2 separate regions of the Mus musculus genome follow, and region 1 is linked to region 2. The links are chromatin loops, found by intact Hi-C in ENCODE. Cell type or tissue: heart. All regions are shown on one strand. Each heading gives the region's core, and the rest is flanking DNA. Links, peaks and the distances in the headings are about the cores only.

The links. A loop is a pair of places that touch in the nucleus more often than their neighbours do. Peaks named below come from ENCODE experiments on the same cell type or tissue, not always from the same donor. Only the 100,000 strongest peaks of a DNase experiment are listed, where the experiment ranks them.
Region 1: a loop joins it to region 2, with 1.8 times the contacts of the local background. A loop is called at or near these places in 6 of 42 quality-filtered maps.

Annotation. Positions count from the first base shown.
Region 1 is chr15:53,339,352-53,348,753 of GRCm38, reverse strand. It overlaps Ext1 (exostosin glycosyltransferase 1), which reads left to right and starts at 2,571. Exons shown (of 11, transcript NM_010162.2): 1 at 2,571-4,352. The coding sequence starts at 3,391. In heart, for the core only: CTCF peaks have their summits at 2,331, 2,535 and 5,367; DNase peaks (open chromatin) are centred at 2,543, 4,333, 5,363, 9,223 and 1 weaker place; H3K4me3 peaks cover 5,637 bases; H3K27ac peaks cover 4,454 bases.
Region 2 is chr15:53,295,267-53,303,266 of GRCm38, reverse strand. All of the region lies in intron 1 of Ext1 (exostosin glycosyltransferase 1), which reads left to right. Among named protein-coding and RNA genes, the nearest start is that of Ext1, 47 kb to the left of the region's middle. In heart, for the core only: a CTCF peak has its summit at 4,279; a DNase peak (open chromatin) is centred at 3,926; H3K4me3 peaks cover 700 bases; H3K27ac peaks cover 885 bases.

The DNA.
Region 1 (9,402 bases), core at 1,403-9,402, 44 kb before region 2:
GCTGGATGTTTTCTTAGATGAGTCAATTACTTTTGCTTTTGTTGTCTGTCCTTAAGAGACCTTCCCTTGGAACCTTAAGTCAAATTTTAATCACTCATTCATTAATTCATTCAATTCAGTATTTGAATTCTACCTAAATCCAGGAACCACCCCAGGCCCTAAGGATTAAAACAGAAGAGTAAGGTTGGGGACCTAGCTCAGTGGTTAAGAGCAGACAATGTTCTGGGAGAGGAGTAGACATTCAATACTTAGCATGTAAATTGTGTGGCTCACAGCCACTTAACACTGTAGCTCTAAGAGGATCAGATGCCTCTAGCCTTCACAGTTACCTGCATTCACACACACACACACACACACACACACTTAAAAATAAATCTTAAAATACTAAGACTATTCATTCTGATTAAACAGGAAAAAGAAAAGAAAAGGAACGAAACTAAGGCTGGAGAAATGTCCAGCAGCTAAGAGCACTTGTTGCTTTTGAAGAAGTCCAGAGTTCAATTTCCAACCCCAGCAGGATGGTCCCCACCCATTCACAACTCCAGTTCCAGATCTGACATCCTGCTCTGACTTCCATGAGTATCAGGCTTATAGGTGGTGCACGTACATATATCCAGGCAAAACATCGCTACACATTAAATAAATATTAAATAAAGATATAATAGGTGAGTAGATCTAGTGAAAAAATAGGGTAGGAGTGTTAATGGATTACATTACAAACTGAGACTGGCTGATTAAAAAAACAAAAACAAAAAACATTACTCTAAAACATCACTTCATCAATGAGAAGCTGAGAGTAAGCCGAGATCATTATTCCTAAGGTTCAATTGCAGAAACACGGGCTGAACGTGTTTCCCCTCACTTTCAGTACCATTTTTCTCCTACAACATCAACCACTAATGAACTGAATGCAAAGATGTGCTGTGAGCTGAGGGAACCACAGTTAGACAAGAAAAGCAAGAGACTTTGCCAATGCAGGATAAGAAGAGTCCTATCTTCTACAGGGTGCAGGTTGTTTGACAGCCAGATCTCAACACAAAGAGCTCTGTCTTGAAGACTGTTCATTGCAATCCCCCTGAGACCTGGGGTCACTTGTGGCTCTAATCTCTACCTTTACCTGAACCGTTTTCATCCTGCTCGGAAAATGACTGAACCCTTACTCTTGTTTCAGGCCTCTCTAAATCCTGTGGTGGGGACAAAGTAAATCATGAAAACCTACTTCATCTTTGGCAGGTTCAAAATGGGCAGAGGTTTCAGAATGTACCAAAATATCCCACCCAATATCTCTTCCCTTCTTTATTCAAACAAATCTGAAACAACAAAGGTTGAAAACTTTCCACTCTGCCTTATTATAACCATACCATGGGTACACAACCGGCTGGGGTTTTCAGTAGCCCGAGGGAGGTAGGGATGTGTCTGCTCCCAGCTCACTCACTCCCACAATAAACAATCACTAAACAGCTTGCTGCCCTAGGCAACTGCTTGTCCAGCTTGGCCAGGCTCTGAGGCTAGGGTGGGTAAGTGTTCTAAGCCAGAATTCAGGCTGTGAGGCCAGGTAATGCTTGGGAGTCTAGCACAGCTTGGAGGTCCTGGAGGTTCCTTTCAGAATCATCCAATTAAGTTCACTCAGAATGACAGGGGCTTGGGGCAGGGGAGTCGACAGAAGGAAGGTCAATTGAAGGAACCGTGGCACATTTATTGTAAATACATTTTTTTTTTTTTTTTTTTTTTTGCTTCAAAGGTTCCCTTCTACAGCTAGGGCCAGGTGACATCTTAAAAATACCACCTCAGGAAGAATAACAACACCGATGGGGGCAAAATGAAATGGCTTTCTTTTCAGCCATTAGATCCCTCCCGGCCCAATATCAGTGAATAGAACAGGTGGGAGGGATTCGGGAATGGAAGAGAGGGCACGCAGATCAGATGGCTTTAGGAGGTGTCTTCTCACACTCAGCCACAGATCCATCGGACTGTGACAATTCCTCCTTATTGTTGAGGATTAGGGTGTCTCGGCGAGGAAGACAGAAAAATAGGTGGATTACATAGGGGAATTAGAAAGACCACTTAAACGTTAAAAACAAGACCCACCAAAAAATTGGTCCTCAGCGGGTCCAAGTGTGGGGGGAGAGACATCCCGACCTGCGCTCGCTTTCCATGAAGTCCCCACCCCCCTTCCCCTCGCTTCTCCATTTTCAAGGCATCCTTCTCCAGGAACCGGTCCTCTCAGCCTCCCGGCGGGGAGGCGTTCCCGGCTCGTGGAGACCCGGGGCATCCCGAGCAGCGGGCTGCTGGCCACGTCCCCACACTTCCTCCCGCGCCTCTGGGGCCCGTCTGGTCCGGGTTGCATTCCCGGCCCGGCGTGCAGAAGGCCGGCGGTGGGCGACGCCCGGCCGGCTAGCGCTCCGCCCGCCGCCCGTGCGCTCCTGGGTCCCCGCGCCCGCGCCGCGCCGCGCCGCGCCGGCGCCTCTGCCGGCCGCCGGGGGTTATGAATGGGCGCAGCGGAAGCCCCGCCCCACCCGGACGTGACGCCCGGCCAATGGCAGCGCGGGCTGCGTGGATGGATGAGGTCAGCGCTGTCGTGTCGGGAATGGAATGTGTAAGTGTAACATTCAGAACCGGGTAACATTCGGCGACCGAACGCGGCGGTCGGCAGTGATAGCGCGGGGCCTGCGAAGCACCGCTCGGGGCCGGCACTGCCCGCGGGGAGGACGCGCCGCCGCCGCCGCCCCGCGCCGCCTCGTGCCGCCGGCCGGGCCGCCGCGCGCCCGGGGAGCCGGCCCCGTGAGCGCAGGAGTAAACACCGGCGGAGTGTGGGAGCCGCTGCAGAAGGGAATAAAGAGACATGCAGGGATTTGTGAGGTTACGGCGCCCCAGCTGCAAGATGCACTAGCCGGCTGAAGCCGGGGCGGATTGACTTGTTGGAACCGTAGTGCTCTGCACCGGAGTGTGGATGAGTTGAAGTTGCTTTCCCCGGGCTCGTTCTCCACGCCGCCGAGAGGAATCCGAGCGGAGAGGCAGTCACTTCGTCTTGCCATTGATTGGGTATCGGGAGCTTTTTCTTCCCTGCTCTCTTTCTTTTCCTCCGTCTTGTTGCATGCAAGAAAATTACAGTCCGCTGTTCGCCCGCCCTGGGTGCGAGATCTTCTGCCCGGCTCTCTCCCGTGCATTGTGCAGCCCAAAGATGAAAGACCGAAGGGGAGAAAGTTAAAGAAATCGCCCACATGCGCTGGATCAGTCCACGGCTTGGGGAAAGGCATCCAGAGAAGGTGGGAGCGGAGAGTTTGAAGTCTTTACAGGCGGGAAGATGGCGGACTGGAGCTGAAAGTGTTGATTGGGAAACTTGGGTGATTCTTGTGTTTATTTACAATCCTCTTGACCCAGGCAGGACACATGCAGGCCAAAAAACGCTATTTCATCCTGCTCTCAGCTGGCTCTTGTCTCGCCCTTTTGTTTTATTTTGGAGGCGTGCAGTTTAGGGCATCGAGGAGCCACAGCCGGAGAGAAGAGCACAGTGGTCGGAATGGCTTGCACCAGCCCAGTCCGGATCATTTCTGGCCCCGCTTCCCGGACGCTCTGCGCCCTTTCTTTCCTTGGGATCAATTGGAAAACGAGGATTCCAGCGTGCACATTTCCCCCCGGCAGAAGCGAGACGCCAACTCGAGCATCTACAAAGGCAAGAAGTGCCGCATGGAGTCCTGCTTCGATTTCACCCTTTGCAAGAAAAACGGCTTCAAAGTCTACGTGTACCCGCAGCAGAAAGGGGAGAAAATCGCCGAAAGTTACCAAAACATTCTAGCGGCCATCGAGGGCTCCAGGTTCTACACCTCGGACCCCAGCCAGGCGTGCCTCTTTGTCTTGAGTCTGGATACTTTAGACAGAGACCAGTTATCACCTCAGTATGTGCACAATTTGAGATCCAAAGTGCAGAGTCTCCACTTGTGGAACAATGGTAGGAATCATTTAATTTTTAATTTATATTCTGGCACTTGGCCTGACTACACTGAGGACGTGGGGTTTGACATCGGCCAGGCGATGCTGGCCAAAGCCAGCATCAGTACTGAAAACTTCCGACCAAACTTTGATGTTTCTATTCCCCTCTTTTCTAAGGATCATCCCAGGACAGGAGGGGAGAGGGGGTTTTTGAAATTTAACACCATCCCTCCTCTCAGGAAGTACATGCTGGTATTCAAGGGGAAGCGGTACCTGACAGGGATAGGGTCAGACACCAGGAATGCCTTATATCACGTCCATAACGGGGAGGACGTCTTGCTCCTCACCACCTGCAAGCATGGCAAAGACTGGCAAAAGCACAAGGATTCTCGCTGTGACAGAGACAACACCGAGTATGAGAAGTGAGTAAGGGCTGCCTCCCTTCGAGGCTCGGCCCTGGGCCCTGGATACCTGAGTCCAGGTGGGAGGGTGGGGGATGCGGGGTGGAGACAGAAGCCCTCAGTTCTGTTGCTTCCTTGGGATCCAGCGGCTGGGTTCAAGTGTGTGGGGTGAGCTTGGGCTTCTCAGGCAAACTCGACAAGAGTACTCTCTCCAGTCAAGTTGGTGAAGAAGGGAATCTTCCTGATACTTTGAAAACCATTCAGGACCCATGTGTCTTTGGCGCATTATGGGGGCTCGGATCCAAGTTTTGGAAAGGGTACTAAAGGGTATTTGTGACGACTCAGAGAGACACATGTTCTACGCAAGTCCACAGACTCTGACCCCTGGGCTTTGTCTGTTTCTCTCAAGAACATGGGTACCTGTTCTCTGTGCAGTTGGCTAGGCTTAAATTTGCACCTTCCCCCCTAAGCTTTAGATTCTTGATTCCTAGAATATTTTCATTTTTACCTTCCCAACTTGTGACTGCCTCTTACTTCCTCTACAGCACTGATGTTTATGAAGGGTAGAGTGTAAGCTGGTTAGGGTCATTCATTCATTCATTCATTCCTATAAGCCCTCTCTTTCTTGGGGAAACTTTAAAATCTGGGCCTCAGGCCCACTGCAGTGAACTACCCTTACTAATTTAGATTTCCCTTTCTTCTTTGTCTTTATCTATTTGCATATAAATGTGGACTGTTACTCTTTGAATGGGCTTGAGATGCCTCCTTAGCCTCTGTGGAGGGGAGAGTTTTGTTTAGTTGCTAAGTAACTGAGTTGGTTACTTTGTAGCCCCTTTCAGTCTTCCTTTTCCTCGTCTTTCACAGTCGCTGACACACAGGATTTCAGGTCAAAGTTAGAATCCACAAATCTGCTTGAAACCGAGGCTGGCCTGTGGGTCCATCGGTCAGCTTCCTGATAGCTGAGGTCAGTGCCCCAGACTCACTTGTGTCCGGCTGGGAAAGAGTGAGCGCCTATGGTGCATTTCCACTTTACGCCAGTTAAAAACCAGAGCAGCCTTGTGCTAGCTACCCAGGGAAGGAAGGAGAAACCTCTCAGCTGAGTACAAGAGGAACTGGCAGAGGTTGGCAGATTGTGCAATTGATTCATGAAATGCAGAATAGGGGAAAAGGCTTCCAGATGGGGTTGGATCAGGAAGGGGTGGGGGTGGGGGTAACCGGGCCCTGAAATGAAAGGTGTGATTATTTATTGTCCATGGATTCCCTCAGACTCTCTGGTCTTGGTGGGAGTGATTGGATGGGATAGTAAAGTCCTCCCCGACTTGATCATAGAAGGGAGAGGAAATATCAAGCCTGGGGCTTCTGCTTCTGAGCCCCTTGGACGTTTTCCGTTTCAATCCTGGGAAAAGCCTGAGGCCAGGATCAATTGTGAATCCATCGTTCCTTTCCTCTTACACACGGAAGTTCTGCGTGAATGTTGAGTGTTGTTGTGACAGAGTAAAAATACTCTTTAACTGTGGTCAGAAAGAAACTGCTTTGTTGAAAGGACAATATACTTTGATAGATTCTGGGGGTGCTTGTGCCTTCTAGGAATTTCTTTGGCTGGCGTGAAGAGGCTGATCTTTTGATGGCTTCTAAAGCAATCTCTCCAAGCTTTATAGAAAGATCATGACGTTCTTCATTCGGAAAGAGCGGATGTTCCTTGTGTGTTCGACCCCCCCACCCCCACCCCAGATGCCAATTCTTTACATTTTCTATGGAAAACTTTTGTTTTCTAGAGAGCGGAGATGGAGAAAGGTGTGGTTGATTGGCTTCGGAGCAACTTTGTTTTGCTAATTGAATGTAATTAATTTTTCACCTTTCGGTCCTTGGGCCAAGAAATCTGACACCCTCCACCTCTTCTTGATTTAAGTTTAAAGACCACCTGGGACGGGGCCTCAGGATCGTCTCTGTTTGGGACTGTGGCATCCAGAAAGAAAACAAGTTTACTATTCTCCTGAGCAGGGTTTTTCAGGGCTTTCTGTTTCCTTTTACAATCCCGCTAGCTCTGATTTTGTTTACTAGGATGTGTTAGTAGTGCAGACTGGAACTCCTAGAGATTTAACTCCTTACCCATCTTGGATTGTCAGAATTGTTTACTCACAAATATTGCTGGGTGTTTGTTTGCTTTTGACTTTGGAATACACAGGGTGGAAATAAGAATGCAGGAATCTGGAAGCCGTGACTATACACCAGGCTACACCGATGCTGCACTCGGAAGTAAAGGGCAATGCAGAATTCCTCAGCCACACTGAGGCTAACCACACCAGACCCTTGGAGATGAGATGCTGAAGTCAGATCTGTGGAAGTGGTCCTTCCTGGAGTCATCTCTGAGTTGATTTTTACCCAGGGTTTAAGCAGTTTCCGAGGTGTTCTAGGCATTCATTTGGTAATGGCTTGTAAAGACGAGATCAATTTTCATCTACTTCTCTTCTGCATTAGCAAGTACCTATGAAAAGGTTTCAACTTAATTTGCCTCGGCAAGCAACCTGGTATGGGTTTGCTGGGGACACCGGATCTGATAATTAGATTGGAAATTTATAGCCCCTTGGTCAAGTTAGGCTACTAGAAGAACATAAGCAGATACTTCAACTCCAAGATATCGTGATGGTGTGTAATGTTGTAGGTCTCAAGGGAAGTGTCCCACTGGTGATTTTGTGAAAAGCACATGAATGTCACCGGTGCAGAACAGCTGGGTGGCATGAATGGGAATTACTTTTGCTCTAGAGAAAAAGTTCCTGCAAACTTTGATCCAGCTTCTCAATTACATTAAATATCATTTTTTTTCATAGTGCACATAATTTTTACTAGTTACATATCTTTTTCATTTTAATTTTTTCACTTTATTTCATTTCTCACTGTCCTGGAAGGAGCTCTGTAGAACAGGCTGGCCTTCAACTCAGGGATCCACCTATCTCGGCCTCCGGAGTACTGGGATTAAAGGTTTGAGCCACCACATCTGGCTTTCAGTTACTCATTATAACCGGTGTAGTTGGCACCAGCCGAACTGAGTCACTGCTGGGATTTGGTGATCTGGAGTGAGACCTTCGAGAAATTCACTCCATTTTAGTGCTTTTGGCCTCTCAGGCATCCTGACATGACGACTACTTTGCATGAACATCACAGGTTCGATACCTTTGGAGGTCATTATTAGGGAACTTCAAGTTTGGCTATCTCAAACAGAAGGAAGAGAAGGTAGTGAGAGGTGTCCTGAACCTTTGGCCCTTCCAAGGAAAGCAGGGTGATTCTTTCAAAGCAGCTTTTCTGAGAGCAGTCAAAAGACTATCAAGATTGTCAGACCCTTTTCTGTTTGCTAAAGCTGTACTGTACTGGGGTTTTTAAAACAAAACAAAACATTTCTTTAGTGCGTGTGTGCGCATGCGTGAAGGTCAGAGGCCAACCTGGAGTCAGTTCTCCTCTTTCACCAAGTGGGGTCTGGGTATCAAATGCGCATCCTTACGTAGGATGGGCCCTCTTCCCCAGTGTCACCTCATCAGCCCCAGACATGTACTGTTTAAGGATGGTTGATCATTTAGCTTCTAGCACTCGCTTTTCGGGAGGAACAGTTGGAACTCTGATGTGTTTTAGTAGTAGTTCCAGAAAGCAGGCCTTTGGAATCTTTGATTAGTCAGCGTTCCTTTCATTTCTCATTGCGAACACTCTGGAAGCGCTCAGCCTCTAGGACATCCCATTTGGTGCTGCTGGTGTTTCTACAACTTGATGACAACTTTTCAAAGGTGGCTGGCAGGCATTGAAAAAAAATGTCAACTAGTTTAGAGCTGATGTAGCCCTTTGAAGGGACATGCTTAGAGTCTTGCGTGAGGTTCACGGTTCCCTTTTATTGTTGATAAAAATAATAAGTGGGTGTGTTCCCAAAACTGCTTAGTGTAACTCATTCTTTCTATTTATTTATTTATTTATTTATTTAATTGAGCCTTTCTTTCCCTTTGGCCTTAAGAGTTGCGGGAACAGATGGAATTGACCAAATAAGTTGGATGTAGATGCCATTGCAGAGGAGGGCGACTGTGCTTAAGACAAGTCATAGTACGAAAGGGCTTTTTCTCTCTTTCCTCCATTATCCTCAACTGGTTTCACCGACACTTGGAGCACGTTCCTCACCTGGGCCTGACTCTTTGGTGAATGTTTTCCTCTTCTGAAGGGAAAGGCAGAAACCGTAAGGTCCAGCCTCCAAATGTAAAATATTAGCACCTTTCTCCCCGTAATTGTGTGATGGCCCAAAAGTGTTGCTAAAGTAGCCCACAGATGGGAAATCAAAGTAATAGTCCTGTGCCGAGCTATGAAGTTGACACGTGTGTCTTCTGCCAGCGCAGTTCCCCGTCTCCCTGAACCTGCTTTCTGCAGAGAGCCCCTGAAAGCTCAACTCACAAGAAATTCGGGTGCTACTTGGAGGGATATTTGCGAGTCGAATGAGTCCAGAGTAGGAAATGTTGAAAGGTACTGTTACTTGAGATATGGGTTTAAAGGATTTTACTATGCTTAATTCGTGACAAGCTGCTAAGATTTGGACGGATCCCTCTGAAAGGGGGCCACCTTTGGTTCTCTTGATACCGTTTGGGCGACACAGAAGTGATCAAAGGAGACGCCATACCCCGAGGTGCTTGTGGTTTGCTCCGTATCCTGGAAGATCTACTGTCACAGAATAGGATTCCAGAAAATTCTGTGAGTGACTTCGTGTCAGTGTCTTATCAAAGGTTTGGCTGGGTAGGGCCTGGCTGCATTTCTCTCAGCTAACCTGCAGCGTGTCTTGTTAGTGCATCGTAGTGTGTAAGCTGAAGCCAGAGGTGCTGAGGCAGCGTGTCCAAGGCTTCCCAGCTCGTAAGTGGCAGAACTTGGGCTGTAGCCCAGGCTTCCTGGCTCCCGGTTCTCTGTCTTCTCACCCTGGCCTGCTACTGCTTTCTGACACTCAGTCAAATCAGGTCAGATGTAGTGGTCATTGGGTTCTGCAGTCTTCAGACAGAAACGTGGAACCCCCTCCTTGATTGAACGTAATAACTAATTGTTTTTATGTAAGGTC
Region 2 (8,000 bases), core at 1-8,000:
ACTTCTCTTTGGATAGAACTTGGTGAGATGATGGTTTTTTTTTCATGTGTGTTGCTACAACTTATCTTTATTTTAAATTTGATTTGTCCCTCTGCCCACTTTGGAGCCTCTGGAATGATAGCTGTTGCCTCCAGAGGACTGAGAACTGTTTTCAAAGGCTCCATCTGGAGGCATATTTAAAAGCACGTCTTACAGCATGTGGCTGCACAGAGCTCCAGTCTTAATGAATGCACGGTGTGAGCTATATAATACTAATAATGCAAACTTCAACAAATTAGTCCTGTGAGTACACACATGCAGGCAAGGCTTTTTTCAATTTGGCTGGTCCCATAGGCAAGTCCAGTTGTAAACTGAAGGTCAGAATTTGTAACTACTGGTACCTTGGTTTTTTTGTTTGTTTTGATTTATTTTTGTTTTGGTTTGTTTTTAAATAAAAAGTCTTCTAGTGTGACAATTCAACAACACAGAATTCCTACAGAGATGTAAAGCCGTTCACGGTAGGTAAGGACCCCAACCTACAGAACATCTGCGTGTGTCTGGCCCATCAGGTGATGAGGTTGGAGCTCGTGGCCCTCGCCATGGTTCAGTCTGTCCTTGCACGATTTCAGTAGCCCTGCAGTGAAGCTTAGGAAAATGCTTCCTGTACTCCTGTGGGAGATAGAAGAGTGTTAAGGAGAGGTTTCTAGTGAACATTTCAACCCTGTTACAGTGTACACCTTTCATAGAGAAACTTCCAGAAGAACTGCCATGGAATGTGCCAGTTTGTGATAATTCTGAATGATGTGTGATTGCCATGATTAGCACTATAGTTCCTAAGCAGATACACACGTCTTTGTTTTTAAAAGGAACCTGATTTTTTTTTTTAATTTAAAAAAATTTTTGAAACTGCCACTGCCAGTTCTTTAAACTCAGTTGCTTTTATTTTAGTTCGTTCTTTCCCAGCCTGGACCCCCAAGATCTTCAACCTGATATGTATTTGCCTCTGCTGGCAAGTTTTTAAAAGTAGTTCAGATTAAGAAATAAAAATAAAGGCAGACTATGGTGGTGCATGCCTTTAATCCCAGCACTTGAGAGGCAGGGGCAGGTGGATCTCTGTGAGTTCAAGGCCAGCCTGGTCTACAAAGAGAGTCCCAGAACAATCAGGGCTACACAGAGAAACCCAGTCTCGAAAAACCGATGAATGAATGAATGAATGAATGAATAAATGAATGAATTGCACAGAAACGGTCACCTGCCAAAGGCTTGAGTTATTTTCCCTTGGAGCAGAGAAGAAATACTCTGTATTTCTGCTTTTTGGATATGTACTCTTAAACTTTGTGAACGCAGGCATCGGCACTATGTGAAGTCTCAGATTTCATAGTGTCCTAGTCCTGGTTAGGCGATGTTTGGTAGGAAGGACAGGGTGAGTTACAGAGCACATTAGGCAGAATCAATTGTGTGTTCTTCTTTTGGCAAGCAGGCCAGTGTGTTTCCTACAGCCTAAATGAAGGACTATTTTTTTCCTCACTCAAGGATCCAATTAAGCCTGTTTCCTGTTTAAGGCTCGGTGTGCCTACCTGCCCTTTTCGTGTTTGAGGCACAGCTCTTTTGAAATCCACCCTAATCATTCTTCCCGGTCACCTTTACTACTGCCAGCATTGCTCAGCAGCGCTGTCTCATATCTGGGCATGTTAACCTGCTATTTCTTCTGCTTGGAATCCCATGACACCTCCTTCCCTTTTTCCCTAGCTGGTGACCTGGTGTTCATTTACATAGACTCACATCAAACACTCCCACCTTGTAAAGTCCTGGGCTAATAAGGTGGGTAAGGCTGGCTCCTCCCCACCTTCCTGGTCCCATTCATGGTCTTTCTGTTCAGCATCAAGCACCAGCATTGGGAAGTACATGTTGTCTACCTGTCTCCCTCTGTAGGTGACAGCGTATTCTCCCTTGGATGTCTTTCTAGGCAAACCAGAGTGTTATCTATAGTGCCGTTTAATTATCTATTGAGCAAGCCAGTGTCCACACAGTTGAGCAGGTAACAGACAACCTTTTCATCTCACGACATTTGTGTCCCCCTGGGAAAGATTGTTGAGCAGTACAGACTATTATCTAGGAAATGAGATAAAGTCACCCAACAGGTGTATTTCCAGTTTCTAGAAACAAGTAAATGCTACCTACTACTTAGTGTCTGGTGACTCAGTTCCTTTCTTCCTTCCTTCCTTCCTTCCTTCCTTCCTTCCTTCCTTCCTTCCTTTGCTCTCTGATTTTTTTTTTTTTTAAACTTAGCACACTTAATTTGATTTATGTGTATGGCTGTTTTACCTGCATGTATGTCTGTGTACCAGCTGCATTCCTGGTGTCTGTGGAGGCCAGAAGCGGGAACTGGAGTTTACAGATGTTTGTGAGCTACCAGGTGTGTGCTGGGAATTACCTACTGAGCCATCTCTCCCGTGTGTTTGTGTTTTTAAGCTTTAACATGACAAACCATTTTCCCTCTGGAAGTTTTAAGTGGAATTTTTTTTACTATCTAAGGAATAACACTTTGAATTGCTTTTAAAGTTATGTCTTTTTATTTTACATGTATGAATTTGCCTGTACATTCATGTACCAAGCATACCACTTGTGTGCACTGCCCTTTGAGGCCAGTAGAGAGCTTCTAGTATCCTGGAATTGGAGTAACAGACAGTTGTAATCCACCATGTCCGTGCTGGGTCTTGAACTCAGGTCTTCTACAAGACCGCCAAGTATTCTTAGAGCTATCTCTCTTCTCTATACTTTCTGAGTTTTGAATCTCAGAAATCCCATTCAAAATATTTTCTCATTCGTCCTACTCAGTTTTTAAATGTGCAAAGTAAAAGTGATATCCTTTCTATTAATTTATCTTATGTGGGGATGGAATGGGTGTGTTATATGATGTATAAATCCTTTGTAAAGACAAACAGCTCTAATTATTGTGCATTTAAAATCATCAAATGTGTTTTGGCTGACCAACTTAACATGAAAGTGTCCTGCTTAGCAAGCCTCATTATAAATGATTGGCAGGCAGCTTAATCTTGAGGTTCAAGTTGTGACTGAAGTACTTTTCAAATTGTACCAGGACCAGGACATTCTTAGCCTGACAGAGGGGTGTCCTGAGGCAGCCATGGGGTATTTATATATTGTACGTTAGACATTGACCTTTTTAAAATTTGAGCATTTGGGTAAATAGCTTGGGTTGTTGAACTTTGTAGGATACAAAGTGTTTTTATGAGTATATAGAGAGACACTGATTCATAACTGATAGGCAATTTTATTAGCCCATTTTCTATGGGATGTATTTCTTTAACCCAAGAAAAATATCCGTCACCTCCCTGTTGGAAATCCTTCATTTTCAGGTCTTTCTTTGATGGAATCACTATCAAAGGAATCTCCCTTCCTCTTTTGGTTGAATATGCTTTTAATTTTGGAATGGGCTTTTTTAATTGTTAAGAATGAGCCAATTATAATACCTCAAACCATGGCGGAATGTGTTTTCTTTGCCATGCTCAGACTGGCTAGAGCCCCTTCACTAAATCCTACCAACAAAACACATCCAGTGTGTTTTAGAATGCGTGTTGTCAGGTCAGAGACCCGGAGCAAGGTTGAGGGAGGTAACTCACTCTCCGAGCCACTTAGCTACAGGGCACAAGTTGGTGGTGCTTCAGTGCCTGTTCAGGGCTTTCTCGTTTCAAACTCAGGCACCTCCTGTGCAAATCACATTGATGTTTGAGCAGCCATTTCCGTCTCTGCTTTTACTTTCTCATGATGTAAAGAAACAAAATGACACTAGGCAGAAACTTTGGAATAATAGAAAGCAGAGCTCTCTTCCTCAGACTGCTGTCCCTGGTGAAGAGTAGCAGACGTGTGCCAGAGGCTCTGCCACGTGATTCTGACCAGAAGCAGCTGGGCTAGGTGGTGTTTCAGCTTGTTCCTTGGCGTGTTGATGCAGCCCTTAATTGCTGAAAGTACAGACCTCTTTTTAACAGAATCTCCTTTAAGGGAAGGGCCGCGCTGCAGCATGACCCGGAAAATGGAGGCTTTTAAAGCAACAGGGAATGTAAATGGCCTTCCCCAACAGAGGCCACTCAGATTGGTTCCTCCAGCTGAGGAAACTTAAATGCTCGAGGAAGGCGAATGTCTGTCTTCCAAAACCACGGGGATCAATGTCCTAAGAGGGAAAGCGGGTAGCTTCAGGGTTTTTTATTTTTATTTTTTAAATTTATTATTTTGTGGGTTTGGATATTTTGCTTCCTAGTATGTCTGGGCGTTATGGGCCTGTAGTGCCCCTGAGAGCCATAAGAGGGGGTTGGATCCCCTGGGCCTAGAGGGTAACTCCTGGTAGTTGTGAGCCATGGTGTGGGTGTCAGTGATCTAACCTAGGTATTCTGGAAGAACAGGGAATGCTAATTAATTGCTAAGACATTTTCCCTGCCCCCGCCCCCCATAGCTGCAGCTTAAATCTTCTCAAGGTAGGGGCAGGTATTGCCAGCTCAGAGTGGCAGAGGAGATGTTCTCCGTAAGGGAAAGGGGGGGGGTGCGGGGAGGGAGGGGGCTAGAATGAGTTGTCAGAAGCTGGTGGTGTGGAATTGAATGACAGCCCCCCCAACTTCTAAGTTAGGGCCAACTGGTGCTTTTAAAAACAACCTTGGGCTAGACTCAGTCTGCAGGGTTTTTCTAGGCTCCATTCTTGATACCCACGAGTGGTATCCTACCACAGAAAATCTAAGAAAATTTATGTTATCTTTTCAACAAGAACATAACCTATAAGAAAAAAGAGAAAAAAGCCATTTATTTATAAATACTCAGGAATTACTTGTACATCTTGCAAAGTGTTGGAAGCTTTGTAATCTTGTGTGTGTGTGCGTGTGTGTATATGTGTGTGTGTGTTGAGTAGCCACTCCTGGTGACTCTGATGCTTGTGGGTATCTGCAGTGGTTCCCCAGGTCTGCATGTGCTAGAGTCATAAATGCAGGGCTGTAGAGCTGTGTTCTTTATGGAACCATATTTTAGTCCCAGCATTCTTTTGGATTAGAGTGCAAGTTTTTAAATCCGTGGAACAGTTAGTAGGCTACACAGGCTCTATGCATTGAGGTTTTCCCTCTGTTTTATCATACTTTTCAACCAGGTGCCAGTCAACGAAACAGAAACATGCCGAGTATTATGGGATTAAAGGATTTATTATAGAAATTGGCCCTTCCTCAAATATGAGAGATGCTAGGGGAAGCGAAGGTGCTGCGGGGGAGTGAGAGGATTAAAGGAAAGTTCACGTGAAGCCCTGGAGTAGGGGTGGGCAGGTCAGAAGTGGAGGCTGCTGAGTGGACCACAGGGGATGGGTACACAAAATCTCTGAAGTCTGTTGTGTCTCCTCTGTGCAGTTCTCAGCATGTGGCCTAAGCCAGGCAGTTGCTGATGGGCTGAGCCTCTGCCCATCAGCTGGGCCCTTAGACTGGAAGGTGAGAACAGAAGAAAGGAAGAGCAGGCTGGCAGCTGCAGTCGCCTTCCGCAGGCTCACCTGCATCTTGTGGGGAGGTGGGGAGGCGGGCATAGCCTTACTTTCCCTTTGCAAATCATAGGAGGGCAAAGTTCAATACCGCGTAACCTATGGCTTAGAAGAACCATGCCCTTCAAACTACCCCTGAGAGCTGTTGGCTCTGTCTCCTGGCCTCACTAAAAATAATTAACTGTTCTTAAACTTAGGAGTGAAATAACAGATTTTTTTGACTGCTGGACAGGCCACATTAGGCACTTTTCTGTGAATTTGCCCTGGACAGGCCACGGGAGGCTCTTTTCTGTGACTCTGCCCTGGACAGGCCACAGGAGGCTCTTTTCTGTGACTCTGCCCTGGACAGGCCACAGGAGGCATTTTTCTGTGAATTTGCCCTGGACAGGCCACAGGAGGCACTTTTCTGTTTAGGAACCACCTAGGCGTTCCTCCTAGCATCTTATCAGCTGATCATATGCACATCGAGATTAACGATTTTCATCTGACTTTCTTCCTGGAAAAATTGGGTCTGGAGGATTGTAGAAATAAAGAAGCAAAACTGGATAGAGAAACTTTGGAGTGTGGACTGACAGGAGCTTAGTTCAACTTTGCCTTGAGTTAAAAATAAGGAAATACACAGATAAACACAGACACACAGTCTCTCTTTCTCTCAGCACCCCCATCATATGGATTCATTTATCTATGGTTATATCTAGTGATGCATTTATCTGAGTTTATATTCACTGCAATTATCCAATCTGTTTCAATGGGAATTTTATGAGTATTTAACTTACGAGTAATTAAAAAATATTCTGTATCAGATAGTTGAGAAATCTTTCCAAAGATGGTCTAGTTGCCGAAATTGCCAGTCTTTGTCTTTCCAGCACATAAGAAACTCAAAAAGCAGCCTTAACATGGCTTTGCCTCTTTCCCATCAGTTGGTGTAAAAATTGGCTTTTCTCTGTTTGAGGAGATGCTGGGATAAATGTAAGCTCCCGGTACCTAATTTGCCACCCCATTACCTGACCACAGTGTTGCCAGAGAGGTTCAATCTCTGCAGGAAAGGGAAGCATATTTGTAAGTCTGTGGCTGGAGCTGGCAGTGTTTGCCAAAGCAGAAGCTGCTCTTCGGTGATACTTCAACTTTTTATTGAAATATTGGCTACTTCTCCTCCTTGACTGGTAGCTCCGGTGGCTGCTGAACAAGATAAGGTAAATTGCTTTCAAACCATAGGGCATTAATTTGGAAGCCCGAGAGCAAGCGCAGAGAGGCAGGTTTTTCCTCCTCATTTCCTACAGCTGAAACTGAACAGTTTATCGCTGACTCCCAAGTTGGTGGATCCTCGTTAGTAAGCAAGTGTTCCTTGTCGTAAACACGACCACCGGCTTTCCTCCTTATGCAGTGTGTTGTCTGTGTCTGTGTCTGTATCTGTATGTGGACAGAGCAGAGAGTCGTGTGGTATCGCTATATCCCTATGAGGGTGTATCCTTCTGAAGCTATTAAATGACAGGCAGAGGTAGTCGTTTGAGTGGGTGCAGATCATTTAAAGATTTTAAGAGAGGAGATGTGAAGTGTTTTGGTGTGAATGTGTGTGCGCCTGTGTGAGTAGCATGAACTAGACTGGATAATTGTAGTACGCGTACACTCAGATAAAATGTTTTGGTGTGAATCTGAAATGGCCCCATAGGTTCGGCTTGTGCCTGAGTCCTTAGCTTGGGGAGTGGATTTGGAGGCTGTAGAGCCTTTAGAAGGAAGGACCTGGCTGGCGGGAGGCCATTAGGAGTAGGCCTTTGAAGGTTGTACATGCTTCTGGTTCTGGAATGTTCTTTCAGACTCGTGCTCTGGCCTATCAAACCATTCTGGAGAAACTGCTACCACACTCTCCCGACAATGGTCATGGCTGCCCCTAGTAGACTTTCATTACCATGATGCATGGAGTCTATTCTGAAACCATGAGCCAGGAGAAAGCTTTTATCTCCTACATTGCTTTTGTCATAGCGACAAGACAAACAATGAAAATGACCCCTAAGATGCTAGTTATTCACATCCTTGATGCTTTGCTGCCCCAGGCCAAGCATCCCCCGTGGGAAGACTATGTTGAGACAGAATCATTGCTATGTAGCTCTGACTAGCCTTAAACTTACAATGGATACACCGACTCTGGCCTCTGAACCTTGCTGATCATCTTACCTCAACCTCTTAGGTGCTGATCTTGCCTTAGAGAGGCACCATTACTGGCTTGGAAGATTACCTTTTTAAGGACTGCAGGAAACTGGTCATGACCCAGGTATATCTATATAAGGAATGGGTACTGAGCATTCAAGAATCCATAGATCTCATTTCTTAGTTCAGTGGATGCTTATGGAGAACCTGTTAGGCACTGAGCATTAAGCTGGGCACTGAGGATACAGTGGTAAGGTAAATAGCTGCCCTGTTGGAGCTTATCATAGACTAGCTGGGGAAGAGACAATAAGCAAACAAGTATTTCAGTAAACATATACATTAACTATGGCAGATG